2 separate regions of the Homo sapiens genome follow, and region 1 is linked to region 2. Evidence: read pairs that join two places in POLR2A ChIA-PET (ENCODE). Cell type or tissue: PC-3. All regions are shown on one strand. Links, peaks and the distances in the headings refer to the core of each region. The heading gives the core; the rest is flanking DNA.

What was found. Peaks named below come from ENCODE experiments on the same cell type or tissue, not always from the same donor. Only the 100,000 strongest peaks of a DNase experiment are listed, where the experiment ranks them.
Region 1: POLR2A ChIA-PET joins it to region 2 with 6 read pairs; 2 of 35 experiments call an interaction of 5 or more read pairs at or near these places.

Annotation. Positions count from the first base shown.
Region 1 is chr4:70,780,690-70,796,254 of GRCh38, forward strand. RUFY3 (RUN and FYVE domain containing 3) reads left to right here. Exons shown (of 18, transcript NM_001037442.4): 9 at 2,402-2,494; 10 at 4,107-4,190; 11 at 8,117-8,284; 12 at 8,806-8,903; 13 at 13,096-13,215; 14 at 14,106-14,205. Among named protein-coding and RNA genes, the nearest start is that of GRSF1, 51 kb to the right of the region's middle. In PC-3, for the core only: no CTCF peak of the experiment used is centred there; no DNase peak of the experiment used is centred there.
Region 2 is chr4:71,015,993-71,030,750 of GRCh38, forward strand. It overlaps DCK (deoxycytidine kinase), which reads left to right. Exons shown (of 7, transcript NM_000788.3): 3 at 6,375-6,568; 4 at 7,567-7,714; 5 at 9,824-9,939; 6 at 10,673-10,763; 7 at 13,360-14,758. The coding sequence ends at 13,386. Among named protein-coding and RNA genes, the nearest start is that of DCK, 30 kb to the left of the region's middle. RefSeq lists a silencer at 2,191-2,387 and an enhancer at 12,786-13,286. In PC-3, for the core only: no CTCF peak of the experiment used is centred there; a DNase peak (open chromatin) is centred at 10,299.

The DNA of each region.
Region 1 (15,565 bases), core at 2,797-10,796, 240 kb before region 2:
ATTGCTGTGTGAATGAAATGATTTAATACATGATTAGGGCTTAGAACAGTACCTAACACATCATAAGCACTCAATAAATATAGTTGTTAATTTTATTCCCTCAGTCATAAGACTTGTCTTCCTTAGAGTCATATTAATACTAACAATATTTATTCATTGACTTATTTATTTTACCAGTAGCACTTATTTTCTTAAAGAAAATATGCTCTAAGAGAGTAGACGAGGCTCATTAGTTCTGCCTTTTTTCATTTCCATTTTGGGTTTAAGAAAGCCAGTAAGGCCAGGCACAGTGGCTCATGCCTGTAATCCCAACACTTGGGACATCAAGGTGGGTGGATCGCTTGAGGCCAGGATTCCAAAACCAGCGTGGGCAACATAGCAAAACCCCATCTCACAAAAAAAAAAAAAAGGGCCAGTAAAAAAGATAGCAGACCTCTTTTCCCCTCCTGGGTTTTGAATCTGAATGACAAACTAAGAAGAATTAAGCAGATGAAGATATAAATATCCACTTCAGGCCTGGCACAGTGACTCACACCTGTAATCCCAGCCCTTTGGAAGCCAAGGCAGGAGGATCGTTTGAGGCCAAGAGTTCAAGATTAGGCTGGGAAACATAGTGAGACCCCATCTCTACACCAAAAAAATTAGCCGGCTGTTGTGGTGCACACCTGTAGTCCCAGCTACTCGGCATGCTGAGGAGGGAGGATTGCTTGAGCCTGGGAGACCAAGGCTGCAGTAGCCAAGATTGTGCCACCACACTCCAACCTGGGCAACAGAGGGAGACCCTGTCTCAAATAAATAAATAGATAAATAAATGTCTACTTCATTATTGGTAAAGCTGAATTGGAAAGCCTCCTGTGATCTGCAGCCATAATCAGGTTTCCCAATAGTTTCTCTTAAATCAAGATTTTGGAATGACCTGCCTGAGGGCATACTTGAATCTAGAGAGGAGACCTACTTGCCCAGAATTGGTTTCGTGCACATTTTTAGGCCACAGGATCTGAGAGAGAATTGGACTTCCAGGCCTGCCCCCAGAAAGCATGAGCTTCTCTGTGCTTACCATGTTAGGACAGGAACTGAGCAGAGCCTGCACCCACTGCTAATGAGGAGATAATAATTGAGGAGACTAGCCTGGCTGAGAGGAGCCTGCTTGGTTATTCCTCTCGGCCTCATACAGGCACCTTCACATTCTCCGGGAGTTTAGTAGATGCAGAGAAGAAAAAAGTGTTTCCACCTTACTTTTTCCTTCTAAGAAAGAGATATAAATGTTTCCCTGTAGCAGTTGACTGCTAATAACGTTACCTGATCTTTTTAGGTGTTGAAATGAAAAATCTCCTCAATGCTTAATGGGATCTTTTAGCATGAGAACTTTGGAGTTCATGTCTTTAATCTTTTAAGAAATCATCTATAAAAGATCTTATAGAGCGTTTGTCACATGGGTTCCATGGTGTGACAGGACCCCTTTATTAAACATTTTAGAAATAGACATTATTAATAAATAATTTTTTTCTTACTAAATATGTGTACATCTATAAGAACACCCTTGAGATAATCTTAAGTTAAAACTTTTCATATAAAAGTAGCAGTAAGGTGATATTTTATTTCTTTTTTTTTTTTTTTTGAGACCGAGTTTCACTCTCACCAGGCTGGAGTGCAGTGGCGCGATCTTGATCTCGGGTCACTGCAACCTCTGGTTCAAGCTATTCTCCTGCCTCAGCCTCCCGAGTAGCTGGGATTACAGGCACACACCACTACGCCCAGCTAATTTTTGTATTTTTAGTAGAGATGGGGTTTCACCATGTTGGCCAGGATGGTCTCGATCTCCTGACCTCGTGATCCGCTCGCATCAGCCTCCTAAAGTGCTGGGATTACAGGCATGAGCCACTGCACCTGGCCAAGGAGATATTTTTTATTTTTATTTAGACTGCTCTAAAAATATTTCTTGGTCGGGCGCAGTGGCTCATGCCTATAATCCCAGCACTTTGGGAGGCCGAGGTGGGCAGATCTCTTGAAGGCAGAAGTTCAACACCAGCCTGGCCAACATGGTGAAACCTTGTCTCTACTAAAAATACAAAAATTAGTTGGGCGTGGTGGTGCATGCCTATAGTCCCAGCTACTTGGGAGGCTAAGGCATGAGAATCACTTGAACCAGGAGGCAGAGGTTACAGTGACCCGAGATTATGCCACTGCACTCCAGGCTGGGCAATAGAGTGAGGCCCTGTCTCAGAAAAATAAAGAAAAATATTTCTCTTGAGTTCTTATAAGAACATTTTTATTGGGTTATAGCTTCCTTGCTTTCTAAGAATATCCAAGCCTGAGAATTACATCCTAGCAGATCGTGAATTATCTTATACTATGTTAATTTTAAAAAGATAAAAGATTATTTTTAAAATTTTATCCACAGCTTGCAGTTGCAAACAACAGGATCATTACCTTACAAGAAGAAATGGAACGAGTTAAAGAGGAAAGTTCCTACATACTGGAATCCAATCGGAAGGTTAATCTTACTGGATTTATAAAATATTCACTGAGAGCATATCAACTTGTTAGTGGTAAAGGGGAGTCTCTAAAGGACTATTTTAAGCAGCTGGCCTGTATCAAGCACACTTTTTATTTAGACTCCATGCATAATTGTGTGATGAAGGTTGTGGGAGGGTTATGCGCCTTTTTCTACAAGATGCTTCGTGGCTTCACAGCCACCTACATCTGTTTAGAGACTTCAAGAAACAGTCTAATTCAGTTTCTTGTTTTTATGTACTAATGGTTCAAACAGTATTTAATAATTTGTTATGTTAAACATACTATTACTTTTATAGCATGTTACTGTTTTGTAAGAAGTGACACCTTATTTATATATCACTGGGAAAGAGCTACCATATAAATGTATTTTCTACATAACTTAATTCCTTAAAGTATCAAACTTTTTATACATGTCTAATTAGAATTTTGTAAACCTTTATGTTTTGTACAATTCCAAGCCTTCTTAATTAAGGACATAATTTAATACATTTAGCCCTTTACGATGACTGAGGATCATTAATTACCAACATTGACAATTCCCTACTAAATTATAATAGTGCCACTTTAGGAGGCTATTGAAATTGATAGAGCTTCTGACACCTACACTTAAATATTCCCCGATTTCTGTGGATGGTTTTTTTTCCTGTCTTTTACGTATTCAATAGCATCTCTTACTTTTTACTGATGCTCGGTGTTATCTTTAGGATGATCTCTACTTTCTTTTATCTTCATGCTTCTAATCTACTCTCCCTAGGAATTCAAATCCATAGTTATTAAAATTGTTCTTAAAGAGTTACTAGGCTCTGCGAGGGGACAAAAGCAGTTTTCCATGAGTAAAGTGATTGACTTTAATAATGCATGGACTTCATGACTGCTCAGAATAATTTTTTTATGACCTGCTTGTTTTTATCTGTGATCTTGCTGGATAGTTGAAGATAACCAGTTGCGAATTCTCTGGAGATTGAATGTATTAACATTTAAACCTATAGCCCCTGGGCTGGGTGCAGTGGCTCACGCCTGTAATCCCAGCACTTTGGGAGGCCAAGGAGGCAGATCACTTGAGGTCGGGAGTTCGAGACCAGCCTGGCCAACGTGGTGAAACCCCGTCTCTACTAAAAATACAAAAATTAGCCGGGCGTGGTGGCGCACGCCTATAATCCCAGCTACTCGGGAAGCTGAGACAGGAGAATCGCTTGAACCCAGGAGGTGGAGGTTGCAGTGAGCAGAGATTGAGCCACTGCAGTCCAGCCTGGGCGACAGAGTGAGACTCCGTCTCAAAAAAGAAAAAAAAAAAACCTATAACCCAACTCATATTTTGAAATGAATGCTATGTTATTTTTAGAGGCTGATTTTTAAAACTTCTACCATCTGGTTTGGAAACCTATTTTAGGATTTTAAATAAAGTGTCAGGAAGCCCCCAATTCAGCTTAACCTTTAAAAATGTACTAGACTTCAATTTCTTTGTTGTGTTTGTTCATTATTATACCTGCTTCAGTATGATCTTTTTTTCTTGCTAAGTAGCAGTGTTAGTGTCTAATTCTGTATAGATTAAATCCTTAAATATGTACAATGTTATTTATCTTTTCAAGGGTCCCAAGCAAGACAGAACTGCAGAAGGGCAAGCACTAAGTGAAGCAAGAAAGCATTTAAAAGAAGAGACACAATTACGATTGGTAAACTATGCTTAATTTCTAATAGTTCAGGAATATATTAAAAGGTAACTGCCCACTTAGAGGTTTTATCATACAGACCAAGATTAGGAATATCAGTAGTGTTCTGAAAAATTCTAGATCCTATAAAATGGTTCATCTCTTTTTAACCCACATTCCTTATCATACTTTCTCAATCTTTTTCTGAGTATTCTCAACAAGATTTTGTTAATCTTTATTTTTTTGCTTTTATAGTTTGTATTACAAGAATATTAAGTATACAGAACCTACTTTTTTAAACTATGCCGTCTCACTCCTACCTAAGTCCTCATCCCTGCAAAGATTCTTGGAGGTGGTGGCTCCTCTTTTCTTTACAAAGAATCATTAATGTAGGATTACTCTATTTTATTTTTAGCTGTTATTTCTGATTTATTATTGGTCTTAGATATAAATGGAAAATTTATCATCCAGTATTAGTCTTAAGATTTTTTTAGAAATTAAAAAAAATACATATCAATATATAGATAGAGAGTATATCATCTCACTCTAATCAGAATGGCAACTATCAAAAAATTGAAGGATAAGTGTTGACAAGGATGTAGAGAAAGAGAACCTTTACACACTGCTGGTGAAAATATAAATTAGTATAGCCACTATGGAAAACATAGTTGTCTTAAAAAATTAAAAATCGGGCCAGGCACAGTGGCTCACACCTGTAATCCCAGCACTTTGGGAGGCTGAGGCGGATGGATCACGTAAGGTCGGGAGTTCGAGACCAGCATGACCAGCATGGTGAAACCCCATCTCTACTAAAAATACAAAAAAAAAAAAATCAGCCGGGCATGGTGGCATGCACCTGTAATCCCAGCTACTTGGGAGGCTGACCAGGAGAATTGCTTGAACCTGGGAAGCGGAGGCTGCAGTGAGCCAAGATTGTATCACTGCACTCCATCCTAGGCAACAGAGCCAGACTCCGTCTCAAAAAATAAAAAATAAATTAATTAAAAATCAGTCTAGCAAAAGATCCAGCAATCCCACTACTGGGGATATATCCAAAGGAAATGAAATCAGTATGTCAGAGAGAATCTGTACTCCTATGTTTATTGCAGCACTATTCACAGTAGCCAAGATAGGGAATCAACCTAAGTGTTCATCAACACTTGAATGGATAAAGAAAGCATGGTATATATACACAATGGGATGCTATTCAGCGATAAAAAGGAATGAAATCCTGTCATTTGTGGCAACATGGGTGAACCTGGAGGACATTATGTGAAGTGTAGTAAGCCAAACACAGAAAGAGAAATGCCATATGATAACACTCATACGTGGAATCTAAAACGTTGTTCTCATAAAAGTAGAGAGTAAGGTGGGGTTACCAGAGGGAGAGGAGGCAGGGGATAGTAAGAGATTGGTCAACAGGTACAAAGCTATAGTTAGATAGGAGGAATAAGTTCTGGTCCTCTGTTGCATAGTGTGGGGTGACTAGAGTTAACAATAATACACATTTTAATATAGTTAGAAGAAAGGTTTTTTTTTTTCTTTTTTTTTATTGATGCATAATAGATATACATAGCTCTGGGGTTCATATGATAATTTAATATACTCATGTAGTAAAGACCAAATCAGTGTTCTTGGTATACCCATCACCTTAAATATTTGTCTTTTCTTTATGCTGGAAAAAAAAGAGGCTTTTGAATGTTCTCATCACAAATGATAAATGTTTAAGATGATAGATACATTCATTTCTCTGATTTGGTCATTACACAATTTTTATATTATCAAAACATCATGTTCTATACCATAAATTACTATGTGTCAGTCATACTTTTTTTAAAAAGAATTTATAATAAGGGATACTATTCCTGTACTAGATTTTATCCAGGTGCTAGTGTTATTATATTAATAACCCCTGGTATTCACATACTAACTCTTCCTGGAGTTTAGATAGTATAACAAACACAAGGACCTCCCCAGAATGTCTTTAAGAATAAGGAGGAGCCTGAAAATAAGGGGTGACTTAACTTGTACTAAAAAATTATTACAGGCCAAGCGCCATGGCTCACACCTGTAATTCCAGCACTTTGGGAGGATCGCTTGAGCTTAGGAGTTTGAGCCCAGCCTGGGCAACATAGGGACACCCTATCTCTACAAAAATTACAAAATTAACCATGCTTGATAGTACATGCCTGTATTCCCAGCTACTTGGGAAGCTGAGGAGGGAGATCACCTGAGCCCAAGGAGGTTAAGGCTGCAGTGAGCCAAGATCACACTGCACTCCAGCCTGGGTGACAAAGTGAGACCCTGTCTCAGAAAAAAAAAAAAAAAAAAAATATATATATATATATATATATATATAAAAACAAATTGACAGTATATAACATAATTTTAGATTTATTTATTTGTTTTTTTTTTTTTTTGAGATGGAGTCTTGCTCTGCCACCCAGGCTGAAGTGCAGTGGTGTAGTCTCAGCTCACTGCAACCTCCGCCTCCCAGGTTCAAGAGATTCTCCTGCCTCAGCCTCCTGAATGGCTGGAATTACAGGCGCCTGCCACCACACCCAGCTAATTTTTGTATTTTAGTAGAGATGGGGTTTCACCATGTTGGCCAGGCTGGTCTCAAACTCCTGACCTTGTAATTGTGATCCGCCTGCCTCAGACTCCCAAAGTGCTGGGATTACAGGTGTGAGCCATCACACCCGGCCAGAATTTCAGATTTTTTGAAAACAAAGCGATATTATTTTGACATCCTTAAAATAGTTAGCATTTGCCTTCTATGTATTTGTGAATGAGATCTCAAAATATAATACTTTTCATAAGAAAGGTCGCAGAAATAATATATGTCAGCATTTTAAGAAGGGGTATGATTCGTTTTCTATAATGCTAATCAAGTAAAATGAGAATCTCAGTGAAGTGGCACATAATAAAAATCTTAAAATTTTTCATATCCTTTTATCACAGTAAGACAAATGTTTGTTAAGAAGGAAAGAAACTAAGAAAGTATTTGAGGTCCTAGGTGAGCCCAAGGCACAAGGCAGATGCAGAAGATCCTCAGGTCTTTGTATCTTCGATCACCCACATAATGTTGCAGTAATAATGGTTGAAACAAAAAGAGGTTTCATGTTAAGTGAACTAAAAATTCTGTTAGCGGCCGAGTGTGGTGGCTCACACCTGTAATCCCAGCACTTTGGGAGGCTGAGGCGGGCAGATCACGAGGTCAGGAATTCACACCAGCCTGGTCAACATGGTGAAACCCCGTCTCTACTAAACATACAAAAAATTAGCCAGGCATGGTGGCATGCACCCGTAGTCCCAGCTACTCAGGAGGCTGAGGCAGGAGAATCGCTTGAACCCGGGAGGTGGAGGTTGCAGTGAGCCAAGACTGAGCCCCTGCACTCCAGCCTGAGCGACAGAGCGAGACTCTGTCTCAAAAAAAAAAAAAAAATCTGTTCGCCTCGTAACCATACTAGTCATCATCCTCAGTAATTGCGATGTTACCCCAGGGACCCAGATGGTCCTCTGGGTTCCCTGGGCTCTTGAATATATCAACAACATTCACATTTAGGAGGACTGCAACTGCTTCATTTTGTGCTGACTGCTGTAACCCTGTAGGTATATTTCTATAATAAGATATGACCATCAGTTGTCGTAATATCTACTGAAGTGTCTCAAATATGTATATATTTTAGATGTATTAAATAACACTATCTTTGGCTTAGCAGGTTTTTCAGATTTGTACATTATTGGGCAAATGTTATTGTATATCCTAATTATTATTGTTAATTATTAATTAATTATTGTTAATGTCTCTGAAAATGAATGGTAGCTTAAGCTATTTTGCCAGAATATTCAGACCTGAGAGTTTTGGTGTACTTTTTCCTGTGAAATATTATGGTTTGTACTTAGTTGAAGGAACAGAGTGTAAGCAATTTACTTACCTTTGGGGGCAGGATGTTGAGAAAGAACTGGAGATGCAGATCAGCATGAGGCAGGAGATGGAATTGGCTATGAAGATGCTGGAGAAGGATGTCTGTGAGAAGCAGGATGCCCTGGTATCTCTTCGGCAGCAGCTGGATGACCTCAGAGCTCTCAAGCATGAACTTGCCTTTAAGCTGCAGGTAGGGGAAATATGAGGAATAGACTCACTGGCTCTCTAAAATCCTGGGGCTTCCCTCCTCCCATCTGATCCTCCAGAATCACACTTTAATTACAAGAGGAAAGAATCACATCTCATTTTGATGCTAGCTGCCAGTAAACTACTTTCAGAATCAGACAACCATGGGATCCTGTATTGCTGTTCTAGAAAACCATGGCCACTTTTCACATTATAGTAGAGGATGAGGGTCTTTTTTATCCTATAGGGTAATTTCTACTCTGCAGTCTACCGTGCCAGCTAAGTTATATATTCTATTAGCTTTTACACTGGAATGTGATACATTGATGAACTATTACTGTGATCACACTGCATATAACAATACTAACTTTAGATAAATTGCTTTTTTTTCCATTTCAGGATTAACTGATATTGAAATATATGAACATTTCTGTTTTCCCACTTACCATTAGATTCAAAAGGCATGTGTGGTTGTATTTTAGGATTTATGTTATACAGGTTGTTTATCGTTATTTTCCATAACAGAGTTCAGACTTAGGAGTAAAACAGAAAAGTGAACTAAACAGTCGCTTGGAAGAGAAGACTAATCAGATGGCTGCTACCATTAAACAACTTGAACAAAGGTAAAAGTCCTGTTTCTTTAATGAAACACTTTGGATTGTCAGTGCTGAAGTGAAAAGAATGTGCTGTACATTCGGCAAATAGAAAATACATGAAATTCTTCCAAATTAGCATCAGACATTCTGGTAGAAAAAAGCCAGTTGAATGTTATGTGTGTTTTCTAAGGTATGACTGAAATGTTTTTAGGAAATGTCAATCACTTGACTAGCCTTTAAAAAAAAAAAAGAAAGGTCAGCCTTTTATGACTGTTTTGAACATCAGAACTCTTAATCCATGTCAGAGTCATGTGTTAGAGGAAGGATACTTAAAAGCATGGAAGGACTCTTAAATGTATGTATGTAATTCTGTGATTTTATTGTTCATCACTGAAGTCTTTGAATACTTGGATGCTAGGGGATATAGAGGCACTGAGAGATAGGTGTCCTCCAAGGATCTATTCTGGATCTTTCTCTCCCTTCTTTAACCCTTTTCTCTTATCTCCCTTTTCTTTCTCCTGGGTAGTTCTGTAGCTTCCACTGTCACCTCCAGTGTGTTTTCCCAGCTCTTACCTTCATCTGGAGACCAGTCTTGAGTTTTCATCCTTTGGGCAGCTATCTTCCACCAGTATCTACAATTCAGTCTGCCCAAAGCACATCTTCTTCCTATGCTACTCTCTTTCTGTGCTTATGTGAAACCACCATTTTCTCTCTGGCAACTTAGCAGCCAAGAGAAATGGCTGAGTCTTCAAGGATGAATGTGACGTGGTACCCAAGGTCATTTGATGTTTCTACCCTTAACACCTGTTTGTCACCCTTCTTGCACTTGAGCAAAACTAAACTGCTGGTCCCTGTACTTCCCATTTTTCCCATTTATTTCTTTCCCAATAGTTCCACCAATTAGAAATGTCCTAATTCTTCCCACTCCCTTATTCGTCAGATACATTTTTAAGTTTAGGCTCAAATGCCACCTCCCCAGAGTTTCCTCTGATACCTCTTTGCAGCTAGAAATGATCTGTCTTTCTGGGAACTCCCATAGCTTCATACTCATATCTATCTATACTGCTTATGGCACTTCTCACTGTCTACTGTACCTTTTAACTCTTTATATATGTCTCCTCCGATGCGAGTGTAAGCTCCCTGAGATTAGTTAACGAATCTTTTAAGTTCCCGTATTAGATCTGTCGCAGTGCCTTGAATATACAAGCATTCATTCAGTAGATATATGAATGAATGGATTAATGGGTGATTTCTTATATTCAGATGATTCTTAACCAGTAAGGGTCCTGAACAGCAGTGCATATTAATGTTAACTCAAAACTTAATGGCAAATTTATAAATAAACCTGAAACCTCTTACATAGCCAAATACAAATGTATCAGTCTACCTAGGAAAGATGGTTAGGTACTTGCTCATAAACAGTTATATGTTTATGATTTAACAAAATGATTTTACTGTTCATAAATTGTGCTTTTGAAATGAAATGTATCAAATTTCTTTTCAATGATGTTTTGACTTGGAATTTAAAGCAAACAGAAAGAGAATAATGACTTATCTCTTTGAGTATTAAGCTGACTTATTCTCTTGCTATTTTTGTGTTTCCTGTTTATCCATTTTCTCATTCTCCTTTCACTTCATTGTCATTTTTATTTTATTTAGTGAAAAGGATTTGGTGAAACAGGCAAAGACCTTAAATAGTGCAGCAAATAAACTGATCCCAAAACATCATTAGGCATTTTTAAGTTGGTCACGTCGCAAGTCCGATATCACAACTTAATTGTAAAAGGAAGAAATCTGAAAGTTACTACATTTAAGCTCTGATTCTATATAAAATGTCACCAAAAAGTTGACTTTGAATTTGTTGGACTTTTAAAAAACCAGTTGGAAATATAGGTTGGGTTTTTTTCTTATTGTTTTCTCCCCAGGGTTAGAAAAATTGGTATAAGTTCCTAATTAAAAGCTGAATAAACTTTGAGAAATTATTTCTGAGTTGACCAATAAATAAAAATACCACTTTCTTTAAAAAAGCCTAGGGAATTGAAGCTCTGTACATATACTAATGATGCCTTTACAACCCAGTCCTTGATAATACCAGATTCTCGGTGCATTGTTCATGTCTGTATCTGCAAGCCTGTTCTGCCATTGCAGTGTGATGAACCTAGAGGTAACTACCATGTGAACTTGAACTCTTCTAAAATAGTTCTGTGTCTCTTAGACCATGACCCCTTTTCACTTTTGTTATATAGGTTTAATCCCCAAGCCAAGGATAGTACTTAGTATTTCACTACACTTCTATTCTCAGTAACCAAGATTGCTTGCAACTTTTTTTGCCTTGGTGACTTTTGAAAAAAAAAGAAAAGAAAAAGCAGCATCCTTATATTTCTTTAAAATACATAGAAATAAAGTTAGTAATTAGGTAACCTATGATAACATAATAATGTGGACGCCTGGGGAAACCCTCCTCATGTTTGTCATCTTCTACCTCTGCCGTTTTCCTGCAATTCCGCTTCCTACTTAGGCAGTTCAGAGAGAACAATTCTAATAAAAACACTCCTCTCCTATTAACAAAAAATGATGCAGTACCCATTTTTCGTATCCTGCTTTTCTTATATTGGAGTAAAAAGGACAGGGTATAGACATGAATGATGATATTCTGCCTGGCCTGTCATTTCTTACCTGGAAACATTTACTTAAGAGTTTCTGTTACTTTTTGTTCAGATGGGGATTTGCTAAAGGTTCTGGGAAGCTAATAATTGAATTATTAGAAAAACATTTCAGAATAGGAAGTAAATGATAAACTTATATTCTTTATTATTATTTAGTACAAAAATAGATTCCCAGTAGATATCCACAAGCAATATTAGCAGGGCTTCTGTTTCTAAGTGACCACAGACTAACCCTTTCTAGGCTTTAACATTGTAAATAATCCTATAAACAGTTTGATTTTTTAAGATGATTTTTGATTTGAAGAGACAGGCTTTACATAAGCCTTCATTCCTTCAAAAGGTCCTGACAAAATACTTGGGTTTTTTTCTCTTTTTTTCATTCTGGTATGCTTTGCAGCATTTCAGCTGCTTTGGTGGGGACACAGATAACCCCTTCGCTTCCAGCTCTTAAAATTCTTTATCTTTTTCTTGGCAAAACCAGAATTAAGAGTGTAAGATAGATTCCATGTGTGCTTATATAGGTCCCTGCACAGATTGGACTTGAACCAAAATTAAGTCCAAAGAACATATGTTTAGACCAACTTCATGGAAGTGGAAGATCCTGTGCTCTTGAACTTATTTTAATTCTTATAATTTGCACCTATATAAACAAAGCTCCTACTGTATTCTTCTCTTCATCAACCTTTTGTGGTGATGGGTTGCCTTTTCTACGAGCATTTGGAAGGAGTGATCAAATACCGAAATTGAACTTTCTAAAACCTACACATAGCATGCGTTTAAATTCTATTATATAAAGCCCCAAGTGCTTTACCTTCTAAAACATGCTTCTCTATAGGTGCAAAGTTATAAGATATGTAGAAGAAAACATCCATCAGAATCTTCTGGAGAATATGGTCAGAGTCTTAAACAGGCCCAGTGCTGAGTTCTTTGTCCACTTAGTCACACATCTTTTGTGGGAATGGGAAAGGAAGGAGACAGCCAAACTCTGACAAAGGCTTTTCCTTATAGAATAACCCAAAGCCTAGGTGAGGGTTGATATATAATGTCCCATGATTTAATATATGTGGTTTGGGGGAAAGGACAAGAAAAAACTATAATTCCACATATAAGAAGGTAGTTGCCCATTTACAAGTTCCAGTTATGTGTGTAAAACAGAAAAATTAAGTACCAAACCTATTAGGAAATTTTTTTAAAAAGTGGATTTAACTTAAATTACTGTGTACTTGAGGTTGGCTTTGGATATGGATTTTCTAAAAAGTGATGTTTTATTGTTTATCATCTAATGGCTGTAAACTGTAGTACTAGAATAAAAAAAATGGAAAATCAGCTTTTCCTCTGCCTGGTTCACCTTCATCTTACTTTTCTTTAGAATTTGTTTCTTCTCCATCTTTTCCCCCCCATAATTTCTTCACCTGTGTCCTGCAAAGTTTTTTTCCTCTCTCTGTCTCTCTGTGCATTCTTCCTTGGGTTATTTTATTTTGTGTTGTGAACTTGGTCTTCTTCCCCACCATGGCTTTTGTTTTTTATCACAAGTTCATGTGGCTCACATCCAGATTGCGCCAGGCTGAGCGAAGCCGCCAATCTGCTGAGTTGGACAACCGGCTCTTCAAACAGGACTTTGGAGACAAGATCAACAGTCTGCAGCTGGAAGTCGAGGAGCTCACCAGGCAGCGGTGAAGAGGGGGTAGCTTGAGCTGACAGGGTGGTCATGGGTAATTCTTAGGGTAGACAGCAAGAAAAGGGGTCTCATGACTTCCAGCCAGGTTGGCTCTGTCTTTGCAATGTCCTTTCTCTGGAATTGGAATTCAGAAAGCTTCACGTACTTCAACATTCCCCAAATCCGATCAACATGCTTTGTGATCAAAGAATTAGGAAATTAGAGCCCAAGATCCCAGATAAATAGTAATTATTAGCCAAAATAACACTAATAATAATATGTAATATTTCCTGAATTCTTACTGTGTGCCAGATACTTTAGGCACTTCACATGCAAACTCTCCTAATATCTTCATATCAACCCTATTAGTGATATTATTGCCTCCACTTTCAGATTAAAGTAGAGCTTAAGGCTGGGCGCAGTGGTTCATGCCTGTAATCCCAGCACTTTGGGAGGCCAAGGCAGGTGTATCACCTGAGGTCAGGAGTTCCAGACCAGCCTGGCCAAGATGGTGAAACCCCATCTCTACTAAAAATACAAAAATTTGCCAGACATAGTGGTGGGTGCCAGTAATCCCAGCTACTCGGGAGGCTGAGGCAGGAGAATTGCTTGAACCTAGGAAATGGAGGTTACGGTGACCTGAGATCATGCCACTGCACTCCAGCCTGGCAACAGAACAAGACTCCATCTCAAAAAAAGGTAGAGATTAGACAGGTTAAATGTGTCCAGATTCACACAGTTAAGCTTAGAAGTAGCAACATTATCATTTAAAAACCTGTCTCTCTGACAGCAAGCCCTTAACCATTCGTAATTACTGCACTTTAAGACAAGGGGTTGGCATTCTTTAGAGAATATGTCTGTATAGAATTCCAATTTTTCATCCTTTTCCTCTCCAACTTACCTCAGGAACCAGCTTGAGTTAGAACTAAAACAGGAAAAAGAAAGAAGATTACAAAACGACAGGAGCATCCCAGGAAGGGGTTCCCAGAAGTCAGAATCCAAGATGGTAATATTTGCTATTCCCTTGTTCTTTTACTTAATTTCAGTTTAAATTTTAGAGGCTACCTTGATAGTCCTGTCAGTTTTCCTTTACAGATCACATACTTAGTGGCTGTGTCCTCAAGTATGTAGATAGCAAACTAGTAATTATGTGAACAAATGAAAGCTTGATTCTGAGTCTGCCTCTAGGATACTTTCTCCAACTTGATTTCATTTGGAAAGGGGGATTTTAATAATCACAGTGACCCTATTTCCCTTTTAATAATTTTTTAAGTAAGATTATTTTGGTGTCTTAACAAAAATATATGTTTCTTGGATTTCTGCTAAATAATAATTTTAATAAAATAGTATAATAATCCCTCTCCAACCCTGAATTCCCCTTTAACAGAATTTTCCTCAATGTGGATTTGCTTCTGTATACCTTTTTCAAATCATGAGGATTTCATTTTGAGTATCCTTAAGGAACTTCTCGTGGGAATAATTAGGGAATTAGGCTTGAGGAAAGGAAGGTAATACAGAATAAAGAGCAAAAGTAGAAATTTCTACATAATAATCTTAGAAGGAGACCCCTCCAGCACCTCCAGTGATGAAGGAGCTACAATTGGGTAAGATCATCTCTGGGGCCCAGGAAATAATGAAATCAGAAAAACATAAAATAACTTTTTCTGTAAAAGACAGTGAAAAAATTGCCTTCTGTGTGTACATATTATACAAGGCGACTTCAAAAAGATCATGGGAAATGGAATTAAAAGGTAAAGATATATAAACTTTATTTCTCAACCTAAGTTCCATCAAGTTCAAGAGACTTTAGTAAGTGATGATACTAGTCATGTAGGCCATCCCTGAAGAACTGAGGGTCCTAGGAATTTAATCATATCAATACAATCTTTTTTACATTATTAACTGAAGAAAAATTGGTGCACTTTAATGATGTTTTAAGATTAGGAAACAAAAAGAAATCAGAGGCACCAAATCAGGACTGTAAAGTGGATGCCTAATGATTTCCCATCATAACTCTCACAGAATTGCCATTGTCTGATGAGAGGAATGAGTTAGGAGCATATTTCTGGTGGAATAGCACTCTCTGTTGAAGCTTTCCTGGGCATTTTTGTGCTAAAACTTTGGCTAACTTTCTCAAAACATTCATCACAAGTATTAGCCAGGTGTGGTGGCACATGCCTCTAGTCTCTAGTCCCAGCTACTTGGGAGGCTGAGGCATGAGAATCACTTGAACCTGGGAGGTAGAGGTTGCAGTGAGCCAAGATCACACCACTGCACTCCAGCCTGGGTGACAGAGCAACACTCTGTCCCCAAAAATAAAAAAAATTAAAAACACTCTCACAATAAGCAGATGTTGGCATTCTCTG
Region 2 (14,758 bases), core at 6,759-14,758:
GTCCCTGTTTGCAGATGACATGATTGTATATTTAGAAAACCCCATCGTCTCAGCCCAAAATCTCCTTAAGCTGATAAGCAACTTCAGCAAAGTTTCAGGATACAAAGTCAATGTGCAAAAATCACAAGCATTCTTATACACCAATAACAGACAAACAGAGAGCCAAATCATGAGTGAACTCCCATTCACAGTTGCTTCAAAGAGAATAAAATACCTAGGAATCCAACTTACAAGGGATGTGAAGGACCTCTTCAAGGAGAACTACAAACCACTGCTCAATGAAACAAAAGAGGACACAAACAAATGGAAGAACATTTCATGCTCGTGGATAGGAAGAATCAATATCGTGAAAATGGCCATACTGCCCAAGGTAATTTATAGATTCAATGCCATCCCCATCAAGCTACCAATGACTTTCTTCACAGAATTGGAAAAAACTACTTTAAAGTTCATAAGGAACCAAAAAAGAGCCCGCATTGCCAGGTAAATCCTAAGCCAAAAGAACAAAGCTGGAGGCATCACGCTACCTGACTTCAAACTATACTACAAGGCTACAGTAACCAAAACAGCATGGTACTGGTACCAAAACAGAGATATAGACCAATGGAACAGACCAGAGCCCTCAGAAATAATACCACACATCTACAACCATCTGATCTTTGACAAACCTGAGAAAAACAAGAAATGGGGAAAGGATTCCCTATTTAATAAACGGTGCTGGAAAAATGGCTAGCCATATGTAGAAAGCTGAAACTGGATCCCTTCCTTACACCTTATACAAAAATTAATTCAAGATGGATTAAAGACTTAAATGTTAGACCTAAAACCATAAAAACCCTAGAAGAAAACCTAGGCAATACTATTTGGGACATAGGCATGGGCAAGGACTTCATGTCTAAAACACCAAAAGCAATGGCAACAAAAGCCAACATTGACAAATGGGATCTAATTAAACTCAAGAGCTTCTGCACAGCAAAAGAAACTACCATCAGAGTGAACAGGCAACCTACAGAATGGGAGAAAATTTTTGCAATCTACTCATCTGACAAAGGGCTAATATCTAGAATCTACAATGAACTCAAACAAATTTACAAGAAAAAAACAACCCCATCAAAAAGTGGGCAAAGGATATGAACAGACACTTTTCAAAAGAAGACATTTATGCAGCCAACAGACACATGAAAAAATGCTCATCATCACTGGCCATCAGAGAAATGCAAATCAAAACCACAATGAGATACCCTCTCACACCAGTTAGAATGGTGATCATTAAAAAGTCAGGAGACAACAGGTGCTGCAGAGGATGTGGAGAAATGGGAACACTTTTCCACTGTTGGTGGGACTGTAAACTAGTTCAACCATGTGTAAGACAGTGTGGTGATTCCTCAAGGATCTAGAACTAGAAATACCATTTGACCCAGCCATCCCATTAGTGGGTATATACCCAAAGGATTATAAATCATGCTGCTATACAGACACATGCACACATATGTTTATTGCGGCACTGTTCACAATAGCAAAGACTTGGAACCAACCCAGATGTCCATCAGTAATAGACTGGATTAAGAAAATGTGGCACATATACACCATGGAATACTATGCAGCCATAAAAAAGGATGAGTTAATGTCCTTTGTAGGGACATAGATGAAGCTGGAAACCATCATTCTCAGCAAACTGTCGCAGGGAAAAAAAACAAAACACTGCATGTTCTCACTCATAGGTGGGAATTGAACAATGAGAACTCTTGGACACAGGAATGTGAACATCACACACTGGGGCCTGTTGTGGGGTGGGGGGAGGGGGGAGGGATAGCATTAGGAGAAATACCTAATGTAAATGGCGAGTTAATGGGTGCAGTACACCAACATGGCACATGTATACATATGTAACAAACCTGCACGTTGTGCACATGTACCCAAGAACTTAAAGTATAAAAAAAAAATTTATATATCAGGGCAATTAAAATCGTTGTTAAAAATTTACTGTAAATGATTTTTAACAGCAGCCTAATTTATTGTATGCATGTACTATTATTTACTTAATATAAATGCCTAATAATAGTGGAATGATAACCTATTCGCTTAGCCTTGTGATAAATACCTTTGTGGTTAAATTTGTATTCTAGATTATTTCTTTTTTTTTTTTTTTTTTGAGACGGAGTCTCGCTCTGTCTCCCAGGCTGGAGTGCAGTGGCGCCATCTCAACTTGCTGCAAGCTCCGCCTCCCAGGTTCACATCATTCTTGTGCCTCAGCCTCCCGAGTAGCTGAGACTACAGGCGCCTGCCACCATGCCCCGCTATTTTTTTTGGTATTTTTAGTAGAGACAGGGTTTCACCGTGTTAGCCAGGATGGTCTCGATCTCCTGACCTTGTGATCCACCCGCCTTGGCCTCCCAAAGTGCTAGGATCACAGGCGTGAGCCACTGCGCCCGGCCTAGATTATTTCTTTAAAGTAAATTTTCAACAGTGGAATTAATTGGGCCAAAAGGTACAGGTTTTTTTTTTCCCACAAATGTAGCTAAACTGCTTTCTATCTAACCATGTTCTACCAATTTGTATTTAATGTAGTTTCACTCTGACACATTCATATTTTTTATCTGGATAGTTTGCAGAGGGGAGAACTTGATAAAATTAACATTCAGTTTGGTAAAGATGATGCACAGTATTTTTTAGATTTTTTTTTTTTTTTTTTTTTTGAGACAAGAGTCTTGCTCTGTTACCCAGGCTGGAGTGCAGTGGCACAATCTTGGCTCACTGCAGCCTCCACCTCCCAGGCATAAGCAATTCTCCCACCTCAACCTCCGGAGTAGCTGGGATTACAGGTGCACGCCACCATACCTGGCTAATTTTTGTATTTTTTGTAGAGACAGGGTTTCGCCATGTTGCCCAGGCTGGTCTGGAACTCCTGAGCTTAAGTGATCCGCCTGCCTCGGACTCCCAAAGTGCTGGGATTACAGGCCTGAGCTGCCTCACCTGGCTGGATAAATTTTTAATATTCTTAACATTTATAATTGCATACAAAAAACCCTAGCAATTTGTCTCAAATTTCATGCATAGGATCAAAAGAAAATGTTTTATATGACTCATAAGTTATCCTGAGGAACCAGATAATGATACCCTGGCTTACTGTTAATTTTCTAATTTGTTACACTATTAAACTAAGAGACAATAACATCTTCATAGCTGAAAATTCTATTTCAGATTTTTGATTCAGTTTGAATTTACATATTTGTATTTTTAGAACTAGTTTATTATTTTTTTGTTAGGTGATGAATCAAGATTGGTTCTCTAAGTTATTTTAATATAGTAAACTTTGAAATTGCTTTGGGCAAGAGAGATTATATTTATTGAGAAATTAAAATAAAAGGAGGTATGTGGTCTTTTTTAGTTAATTTTTTTGTTGTGGCAAAAATATAAAATTTATCATCTGAACCATTTTTAAGTATACAGCTCAGTAGTATTATAAGCATATTTAGGTCATTATGAACAGATCTCCAGAACTTTAGCCTCCTGAAAAGATCCAGAGACCCCTGGAGCTTCTCCTACTATACTTTGAAGAACCTCTATCTTAGAGAATATATTACTTCATCTGGAAAAGACAGACTCACAGAGAACTCTAGAAATATAGTCTTTTAAAACATATCATCTAAAAGATTAATAATTCTTTTTATCATCTTATCCGGTCTGTGTTCATATTTCCCCATTGTCTAATAATGTTTTCGTAATTTTTTGAAATTAGGAGCCAAACCAGGTTCACACACGTTACATTTGGTGGTTGATATACCTTTTATTTTTTTTTAAATTTATTTTTCTGAGATGAAGTCTTGCTCTGTCACCCAGGCTGAAGTACAGTGCATGATCTCAGCTCACGGCAACTTCTGCCTCCCCAGTTCAAGTGATTCTCCTGTCTCAGCCTCCCGAGTAGCTAGGATTACAGGCGCGTGCCACCACGCCTGGCTAATTTTTTATATTTTTGGTAGAGACAGGGTTTCACCATGTTGGCCAAGCTGGTCTTGAACTCCTGATCTCAGGTGATCTGCCTGCCTCGGCCTCCCAAAGTGTTGGGATTACAGGCGTGAACCACTGGGCCTGCCCTTGATATGCCTTTTAAATTTTAATCTATTGATTGTCTCTTTGTTTATAATTTATTTGTTGAAGAAACAGGGTCATTTGTTCTACATAATTTTCCTCATTCTGGTTTTGGCTGAGTGTATCTCTGGTAAAATTTAACATGTTTTTCAGTTCTCTGTATTTCCAGTAAATTTATAGGTAGAGACAGGCTTGATTAGATTTACTTTCAATTCTTTTTTGGCAAGATTCCTAGTTGGTGATGTGTATTTCTTTACATCAAGAAGATGTGTTTTGTGATGTTAAAATCAAACAGTTTAGCTGTTGTCAGATTGATTCATCCGTTGTAAAATTCCCAATTAACTTTTCTCTAATGATAGCATCTATTGCTAATTGTTGCCTCATTGCAGTATATTAGTAGGTGTTGTAAAAGGTGATATTCCTTCTCCAGCCTTCTGAATTTATTGGCTGGGATTCTTCAGGAAAGAAGACCTCTTCCTCATATACCACTTTATTACCCTGAAAGTATTTATACAGGAAAGGCCAAAATAAAATGGGACTTTTTTTTTCTTTTTACCTACATATTCCCAGAATAATTAATTTGTGCCTTAGGAGCCTCAAAACATGACTAGAGTTTTGTTTGTTTGTTTAGAATTATAAACTCATGGATTTTTGCCTCCCATTCATTTTCGATGTTCAAATTATTCTTTCTTTGACCAGTGGCAGCTTATTTATGTTGGCTCCTTTGTCCTTGGCACAATCCCAGTGGTCTGTAGTAGTTTCCTAAAATATACAAGATGAAGCTCATCTTGTATATTTTCTTCCCCAGATTTAGAATCAGAATTCTAATTCCTTTCAGTGGGAAATGGTATTTAGAGATTATAATCTGGGTGATATTTTTGTATATTCCTACAATGTTGTCATTGTTTATAGGCCTTTTGATGGACAGAACTAGGAAAACTTTATAGAAAGAGAAAAATAATTCATGTGTTCCAGATGCTATTTCTTTTTTTTTTTTTTTTTTTTGAGACGGAGTCTCGCTCTGTCGCCCAGGCTGGACTGCGGACTGCAGTGGCGCAATCTCGGCTCACTGCAAGCTCCGCTTCCCGGGTTCACGCCATTCTCCTGCCTCAGCCTCCCCAGTAGCTGGGACTACAGGCGCCCGCCACCGCGCCCGGCTAATTTTTTGTATTTTTAGTAGAGACGGGGTTTCACCTTGTTAGCCAGGATGGTCTCGATCTCCTGACCTCATGATCCACCCGCCTCGGCCTCCCAAAGTGCTGGGATTACAGGCGTGAGCCACCGCGCCCGGCCTGCTATTTCTAACTCAGATAAAAGATGATAAGAGTTTTTACTTCATTTTAAAATTTACATTTGTATTTTTCCTCAACATGTAAAATGTGGTTCTAACAATAAGATTATTGAATTGCAAAATCTGGGGCAGGAACTATTGTATTATATTAGAAGATTGGAGGGTTACAAATACAAATGCCTAAAGGGGCCAGACAGCCAAATGAATATATCAGGCCTGTTATGAAAATCATCCGGGAATGGTGGGGATTAATAAGCCAGAGAGCATATATCCCATCTAAAGGAGGCATCTGTGACTTGATTCTAGCTGATTTTTGCCAAGAGGGAATATGGGCATGGTACTGCTTGGTTTTTTCATTTTTAAAAAGAAGACGTAATCCCTGCACTTTGGGAGGCCAAGGCAGGCAGATCATGAGGTCAGGAGATGGAGACCATCCTGGCTAACACGGTGAAACCCCGTCTCTACTAAAAATGTAAAAAATTAGTTGGGCATGGTGGCACGCGCCTGTAGTCCCAGCTACTTGGGAGGCTGAGGCGGGAGAATTGCTTGAACCTGGTAGGTGGAGGTTGCAGTGAGCTGAAATCGTGCCACTGCACTCCAGCTGGGGCAACAGAGCAAGACTCCATCTCAAAAAAGAAAAAAAAGAAGATGTAAATCCAAATATTTTATGTGAAATTATTTAGCTTTTAAATATTGACAATACTATTGACAAACTAAGTCAAAGTTTTAAAAAGGACTTTTGGACCAAACAATGATTTCTTCCATAGGTTATTAGTTTGTAACCTCTTGTGAGAAAGATCTAAGGATTTTCCAGACCTCAGACAATCTGAAAAATATATTGGGAAAGAGTATGAGAAAGGGAACTTAATCATCTTGGTTTTGCTGATCATGATTACATTTATTTATCTGACTTTTATTTTTTAGCCTTAAAAATTAAAATAGCCCTATTGACCATTAATTTTGCTTTTTATTTCTTTTTGCACATTCAAAATAGGAACTTACAATGTCTCAGAAAAATGGTGGGAATGTTCTTCAGATGATGTATGAGAAACCTGAACGATGGTCTTTTACCTTCCAAACATATGCCTGTCTCAGTCGAATAAGAGCTCAGCTTGCCTCTCTGAATGGCAAGCTCAAAGATGCAGAGAAACCTGTATTATTTTTTGAACGATCTGTGTATAGTGACAGGTATGTATAAATGGCTTGTACGTGGCCATTTGAAGTTTTTATCTTAGAACTGGACTTTTTTTTTTTTTTTAATGTTTCCTGGGAATTAGTAATAATGAATGGCTGAGCTGGGGATTTAAGATGGAAAATGACATTTAAATCCCTCAGCAGTCTGGTACTAATGGCATTAGGGAAGTTATTGCATTTATAATCCTCAGCTTCCATAGAAACTGTTGGGAATATGGTGGTGCCCATTTCATTTAAATTTGCAGAGAAGTTGTTTTTCCCTCTAACCCTTTTAAAATTCTCATCTGCTCTGGTTAAATCTGGATCTATATCCTAGACTCTTACCTGGATCAAGAAGATAAAAGTCTCTAAGGGGCCTTAGAATTGCCCTACTTATGCTAGGATTCTTTTGACCTCCAAAGTTAGCTCAGAACAGAGGTTCTCAAACATTTGATCTCAGGGCCCTTTTCAATTCTTAATAACTATCGAGGTGTCCAAAGAGCATGTCCTATTGATACTTAACATTACTAGAAATTAAGATGCACAAAAATGATTTAAAATTAGCAATAATAAATTCATTACATATTAATATAAATACATTTGACAAAAAGTTATATTTTCTAAAATAAAAAGTAGCTAGAAGAATATCATTGCTTTACATTTTTGCAGATATCTTTAATGCCTCACTTATTAAAAGACAGCTGGATTTTTATTTATGCTTCTGTATTTAATCTGTTATGGTATGTTTGTTTGTTTGAAGTATATTGGTATATGAAGTAATCTGGCCTCTCACAGAACCCCTTAGAAGATCTTGGGGACTTAATGGGGTCCTCACTCCGTATTTTGAGAACCATTGGCCAAAAACATGATGGAAAGACTCTTGTCTTTTTCTGCTTTCCACGGCACTATGTGCCACTGGATTTAGGAGAATGTTTCATGTTCCTGTTCTCTTTTTTATTTCTTTGTTGTTTTTTTTTGAAATGATACATGTGTTGATGAAGACTCTCTTTTAGGTATATTTTTGCATCTAATTTGTATGAATCTGAATGCATGAATGAGACAGAGTGGACAATTTATCAAGACTGGCATGACTGGATGAATAACCAATTTGGCCAAAGCCTTGAATTGGATGGAATCATTTATCTTCAAGCCACTCCAGAGGTAAAACCCAATAAAAATGTGTTTCACTGAAAATTTAAAGAAATATTTAGAACTCTTTTCAGTGGTATATAATGAGGGCAATTTAGTTTAACTCCAGCCTCCCAACCTCCCACTCCCCACCTCTAAATTAGAAACTTGTAACTGTGTAGATAGAAGCATTCTTTTTTCTCAGCAAACTGGAATCCCAGACTGGGCAAGTTGCTGTTTTAGGCTCTTTGTGCTTCCTCAATTCTTTTTTATTTTACTCATTATTTCTTTCTAACATTTGCAGACTCTTCTCATTCATCACAGTTAAAGTAATGAATGTGGTCAAGCAACTCCTAGAATATAGGCTTCATGAGGTGGGACCTTGGGCATTTTGATTACTATTGAATTTCCATTGCCTAGAACACCCAGTGCTGGGCACTGTTGGAGCATATAGTAGGAGCTCAGTAAATATTTACTGAATGAATGGCAATGTTGATGGAGGTCCATATCAAGAAATATTTTATTATGGTTGTTTGTGCCTTGGAATGAGTGGATAATGGCAGCTATCGTTGGGAAAAGACTTAGAGGACCCTTGCCATTTTCCATTAAGGGAGCTCACTTGAAAAGGTGCTTTTTGTGATAGGTTGTAACATAGCTATTCTAGTTACATATGATGTTATATAATGAATACAGGATGACCAAATAGATGCCTTTCATAAAACTAACCTAAATATTAAGATCTTACATTTAATCAGAAGCTTTCTGGTTTTGGTGCGTGCATTTCTATTGTTTCTGTTTTTTAATTCTCATTTTTTCCTTAAGTCACAGGGTAGGCACTGATGAATGTAAATGTTATGACTTCTGGCCTAAAATTAGAATACTGTGTTGCTGTCGAAGCTGGGTTTTCAAAGAAATTAGGTTTCCTATTCCAACGGATGATTTTGTTCTTCATTAAGTAAAGATTTTGTTCTTCATTAAGCAAGGATTTAGCAATTTTTTAGCAATTTCAAAAGTGAATTTTGAAATTCACTTTTATTTTTGAATTTTTTTGTTTTTAATTACAAAAATAGTAAATAAAAATGTGAAAAAGAACATAAGGAATATGAATAATTTCATTTTGCTTGAAACATTTATAGTCACTATTAAGCTAGAATTTAGCAAATATAATAATTTTGAAATTCACTTTTATTTTTGAAAAGGTTTCTTAAAGTTATGAAAATAGTACAAACACCAAAAACATAAATAATACTAATAATTTCATTTTGATACTGATAATTTCATCAGTATTGTTTCTGATATCTTTGGATGAAAGGATTGTTTAATTATTGAAAAGAGAATTTAGAGTAGAGTTTGAAACACAGTTTGTATGCTGCCATGGTCTTATGCATGTCATTTAGGTTGGAGGCTTTTATTTCTTGGAATGCATGAAGAGTTTCTCATGGTATATGAGCCCCCACAAATTATACGAAATTTTTTATGTATGTGTGCTTTTGGGGGACCGTTATCTAGAGCTGCACTGTCCAATGTGGCTATTTAAATTTAGGGTTATTAAAATTAAATAAAATTTAGATATTTAGTTCCTTGGTCACCACACTAGCCATATTTCAAGTGCTTAAAAACCACAGGTGGCTGGTGGCTACCTTATTTGATAATGCAGATATAGGACAGGCATAAAACATTCCAAAGTTGTTTTGGTTGTGCTGATATAGAGTTTTCATCACATTAAGAACCACTGTCTTTAGTGGTTTTATGTGAACTGAACATAGATATTTTGTAATCAAGGTTGGTTAACAGCAAAGTAAGATTATGTTTATAGATTGGCATACCTTTTAGCTGTTGTCTCTGAACATTTTAAGTAGATGTTTAATTTTTTTCTCCTTTTTATCAAACTTAGTATATTTCATGTGTGGATGGATACCAAAAATTTATAGGCTTATTTTTGAAAGTACTGCTTGGCTTAGAGCCACCAAGTGGCTGAAAAGCTCATGGAGGGAAAAATGAATTATTTCAGCTTTTAAGAAGTAATAAGTAGAGATTTTGGCTAGCGTGAGTAGAGAGACACAGAAAAGAAAATTTTGATGGCAGCAGACAAGAATAATTGTTCCCTGCCTTTTTCTTCCATCTCTTATTACTTGCTTTTAGACATGCTTACATAGAATATATTTACGGGGAAGAAATGAAGAGCAAGGCATTCCTCTTGAATATTTAGAGAAGCTTCATTATAAACATGAAAGCTGGCTCCTGCATAGGACACTGAAGTAAGACTTATTTTTATTTACTATTCATTTTAAATACCTTTGTTACCTTTGTTAAATTTTAATCTAAAATTTGGAAGATATGACTAGCAATATGTAAAATTTCCAGTCGTTTTGCTTATTGGTATCTTCCAGAACTAGGTATAGATTTTCATTCTCTTGATTGCAATGAGATCCTATTTACTTAAAGTTTTTATAACTAGTATCCCTTGGTGGTATTGATAGCGTAATATGTGAAATTTCACTTTAAGTGATAAAGTAGGAATATATCTGAACATTATTTAGGTACTCTTTCAGAAAGAATTTTGACTTGGGAGATTGTATAGCGTGGTTGTTGAGAGGATAGACTTTGTTATTAGTCAGATCTTGGCTCAAGTCCAGTCTTACTGGTGTGTGACCTTGGATAGCCTCTGAGCTTCAGAATGACAATTCTGAGCTTTAGTTTTCTCATCTTTAAAAATGCAGAAATTCCTACTTTATTGACTGCTATTTGTTTTTGAAGAGAATCATATGTTACAGTACCCAGCTGTATATATTTTGTACCTAAGTTTTTGGGCTCCATATGGTAAATCTAGATGAGAAAGAAGGGGCTGCCAGATGAAGTACTGCAAAGTAACTTTAGTGTAAATGATTGACAACATTTTGATTTTCCAAGGACATACGAATGAATTTTTAATGTTTCTCTCTTTTTTTTGTTGAATTTCTGATTATTTTATTAATCTCTCTTTTTAAACAGAACCAACTTCGATTATCTTCAAGAGGTGCCTATCTTAACACTGGATGTTAATGAAGACTTTAAAGACAAATATGAAAGTCTGGTTGAAAAGGTAGATTTAGACAGACTACAAACAAATATTTGTTTTTTCTAAAAAAGTGTACTGAGTGGTGAGAAAACAATTTTCTAACAGAAAAGCTTCCATAAAGTTACATTAAGAAACAGTTAAGAGCTTTAGAAGATTTTGGACTGTTTAAGATTCCAGTCCTGACTAAATTCTAGCTTTGTGGCCTGAGCTAAAATAAAGATCCTTCGGAATCTCAGAATCTGACAGATCTTAGAAAAAAATTAAATAAATAAAAATAAAATAAGGATTTTTTTTTATCCTTTAGTGCCTCTATCTGTAGGATAGGTAAAATTATAATAACAAAAATTCTTTCTCACCCCCTTTTTCTCTGCTTTGTCCCCATTTCTTCCTCTCTTCCCTACACCACCAATCTTTAGATACTTTAATAATAAACTGCTTGTGAAATTAAATTTATCTTTTTCAACTAAATTCAATATGGAGGATATTTAAAGTTACAGGATATGGATCTCATCTATTTTTATGTTGGCCAAAGTCTTGAGATTAAGGGATTTTAGTTTTGAGTTTCATTTGGGATCATGTCAAGGATTAATTGACATTACTTAATCATTGAGTCATTGTCTTAATCACAGTTCATTTATTGCCCAAATCACTGGGAGTTGACTATATTCTGTTAAGTGAGTGGTGCCCATATTGATAAAGGGAATGGGTGAGAATTTATTGATGAATATTTGAGAGAGAATAGTAAGGGAATTGGTATAACAAATATCCCTATACCCATGTTGATAACTGAGTGATTAAGCTATAAAGAAGAAAGCACAATTTGGTTTAGTTTTGAGAAAAATTTGATTTTTCCTTTCTTTTGTGGCATAATGTCTGCTGTTTAATAGAGACTTGACATTCATAAGGGATATATCAAGGATTTTGAAAATCTTGACATTTTATGTAACTACTGTAGCGTATACATGTAGTTGTTTTTCCCATGGTATGAACTAAAGCTTATCTGGAAAATTCCAATGACCTCTTCATACTACTAATGATGTTAAAAATATAGGATAAATTCACTTACAATACTATTAAATGAAAAGTCAGCATTAAGTATTAACAGCCAACCATCAATTTAACTGACTTTGTAAATCACTTTTTAATTTTATCTAACACTTCTTTGTTTTGACTAAGAATCATTTCACATTATTATATTTACTTTTATTAATAATGCTAGCAGTTGACTTTCTTATTAAGGTATTTTTACAAGGCAATAATTTTTGTTTCTTGAGAATTATTGAGTAGCCTAGAATATGTAGAGAACAAGCATATTCTTACATTATGGTCAGTAGGCTAGGTTCATTGACTCCTTACATGATTTTCTGCACACACTGACATTGCAAAGTATGTGATTCACATATGTGCTTCAGAAACATGACAAATCTACTACATGTTTGATTTTCAAAGTTGCTTGAACTATTGTGCTTATTAATGTTATCAGTGTTAAAGCTGCATATGTCAGTGGTCTATGATATTTAAATGAAGAGATTATAAAATTGGTGTTACAGCTATTTTAGAACTATATCTATCTTAGATTGATAGATGCAGTGGCTCACACCTGTAATCCCAGCACTTTGGGAGGCTGAGGTGGGAAGACTGCTTGAGCCCAGGAGTTCCTGACCAGCTTGGGCAACATAGTGAGACCTCATCTCTATAAAAAACAAACAAAAACTAGCCAGACATGATGGTGTGCACCTAGCCAGGAGTTCAAGGCTGCAGTGAGCTTTGATTGCACCACTGTACTCAGCCTGGGTGACAGAGCAATAAATAACTCCTAAAATGACCTTTTAGGTCATTCATCTTTTACTACTGAAGTATTTAACAATATTTCTTTTTTTTCTCGAGACAGTCTTGCTCCGTCGCCCAGGCTGGAGTGCAATGGCACAATCTTGGCTCACTGCCATCTCCACCTCCCAGGTTCAACCAGTTCTGCCTCAGCCTCCTAAGTAGGTGGGATTACAAGTGCACGCCTCCATGCCTAGCTAATTTTTTTTTTTTTTTGAGACGGAGTTTTGCTCTTGTTGCCCAGGCTGGAGTGCGATGGCGCGATCTCAGCTCACCACAACCTCTGCCTCCCAGGTTCAAGCGATTCTTCTGCCTTGGCCTCCCTAGTAGCTGGGATTACAGGCATGTGCCACTATGCCCGGCTAATTTTGTATTTTTAGTAGAGAAGGGGTTTCTCCATGTTGGTCAGGCAGGTCTCGAACTCCTGACCGCAGGTGATCTGCCCGCCTCGGCCTCCCAAAGTGCTGGGATTATAGGCATGAGCCACTGCGCCTGGCCTATTTTTGTGTTTTTAGTAGAGATGGGGGGTTTCACCATGTTGGCCAGGCTGGTCTGAAACTCCTGACCTTAAGTGATCCACCCATCTCGGCCTCCCAAAATGCTAGAATTACAGGCATGAGCCGCTGCGCCCGGCCTTAACAATATTTCTTTGGAAAGTAAATGCAATGGCATTGTGGTAGTTACTTATACAGCTGGGGTCTTCAACTATTATATACTTTTAAATGAAGATGAATATTAGATACCTCAAATTAGTCAAGGAATTATACTGATTTTTTTTTCTTCCTTTCCTCAGGTCAAAGAGTTTTTGAGTACTTTGTGATCTTGCTGAAGACTACAGGCAGCCAAATGGTTCCAGATACTTCAGCTTTGTGTATCTTCGTAACTTCATATTAATATAAGTTTCTTTAGAAAACCCAAGTTTTTAATCGTTTTTGTTTTAAGGAAAAAAGATTTTTAAAATGAATCTTATGCAAAACTTTTTGACCAGTTTCTTTTCTTTTGTTTTTTTTTTAAAAAAGACATTTAAAGACAAAGACATTATTTCTCATAGCAGGAAATGTAGAGGTAGATGGTTCCAGTATCAGCATAGTGACTAAACTACATTATAAAAGATCCAGCTTCCTTCTGTCATTCCCCTCTTTTGTCTTCCTCAGCAGGTTGGCTTTTTTCCCTGGTGCCTCTCACTTCGTTGGTGACCAGTTTCTTAAACTGAAAGCTTTAATGTTACATAGTAAATGGTAGTGTGTCCTGTGTAAATTAGTGTACCTATTAAAAGTTGCAAAGTGGAATTAAAGGAATCCCTAGAATAAGGATTCTGAAGTTTTATTTTAAATTATTATCTTCTTAACAGTTTAGTCCCACCTCTTACTTCCTGCCTCAGTCTGCTTTCTCTACTGTCTGGATTAATTAGGCAGCCTGCTATAAAGTTAAAGTCACACATTTCTATTTTGCAAACACTGTGATTACTCTTTGCTTTGTAGTTTGCTTTGCTTTGTAGGGTTCTGCTTTTAAGTTTTTCTCTTTTTCAGACAAATTACTGATAAAAATGATATTGCTCTATATGTAATATATCCTGAAAGCATTATTTTTTGTTGAATAGGAAATAAAATTAATGAAGACAGAGGCTAGAAAGCATCCATTAATTAATGAGACACACTTAACTACTTATCTCTAAACCATCTATGTGAATATTTGTAAAAATAATGAATGGACTCATCTTAGTTCTGTATATAAATATATTTTCTTTCTAGTTTGTTTAGTTAAGGTGTGCAGTGTTTTTCCTGTGTATTAAACCTTTCCATTTTACGTTTTAGAAAATTTTATGTATTTTAAAATAAGGGGAAGAGTCATTTTCACTTTTAAACTACTATTTTTCTTTCCAAGTCATTTTTGTTTTTGGTTTCTTATTCAAAGATGATAATTTAGTGGATTAACCAGTCCAGACGCACTGATCTTTGCAAAGGAGACTTAATTTCAAATCTGTAATTACCATACATAAACTGTCTCATTATACGTATGCATTTTTTTAGTTTGTTTTTGTTTGGTATAAATTAATTTGTTAATTAAATATTTCTTAAGTATAAACCTTATGAACTACAGTGGAGCTACACTCATTGAAATGTAATTTCAGTTCTAAAAAGATGTAATAATCATTTTAGAATTAAAATTTATTCTACTTTTAAATAAATTAT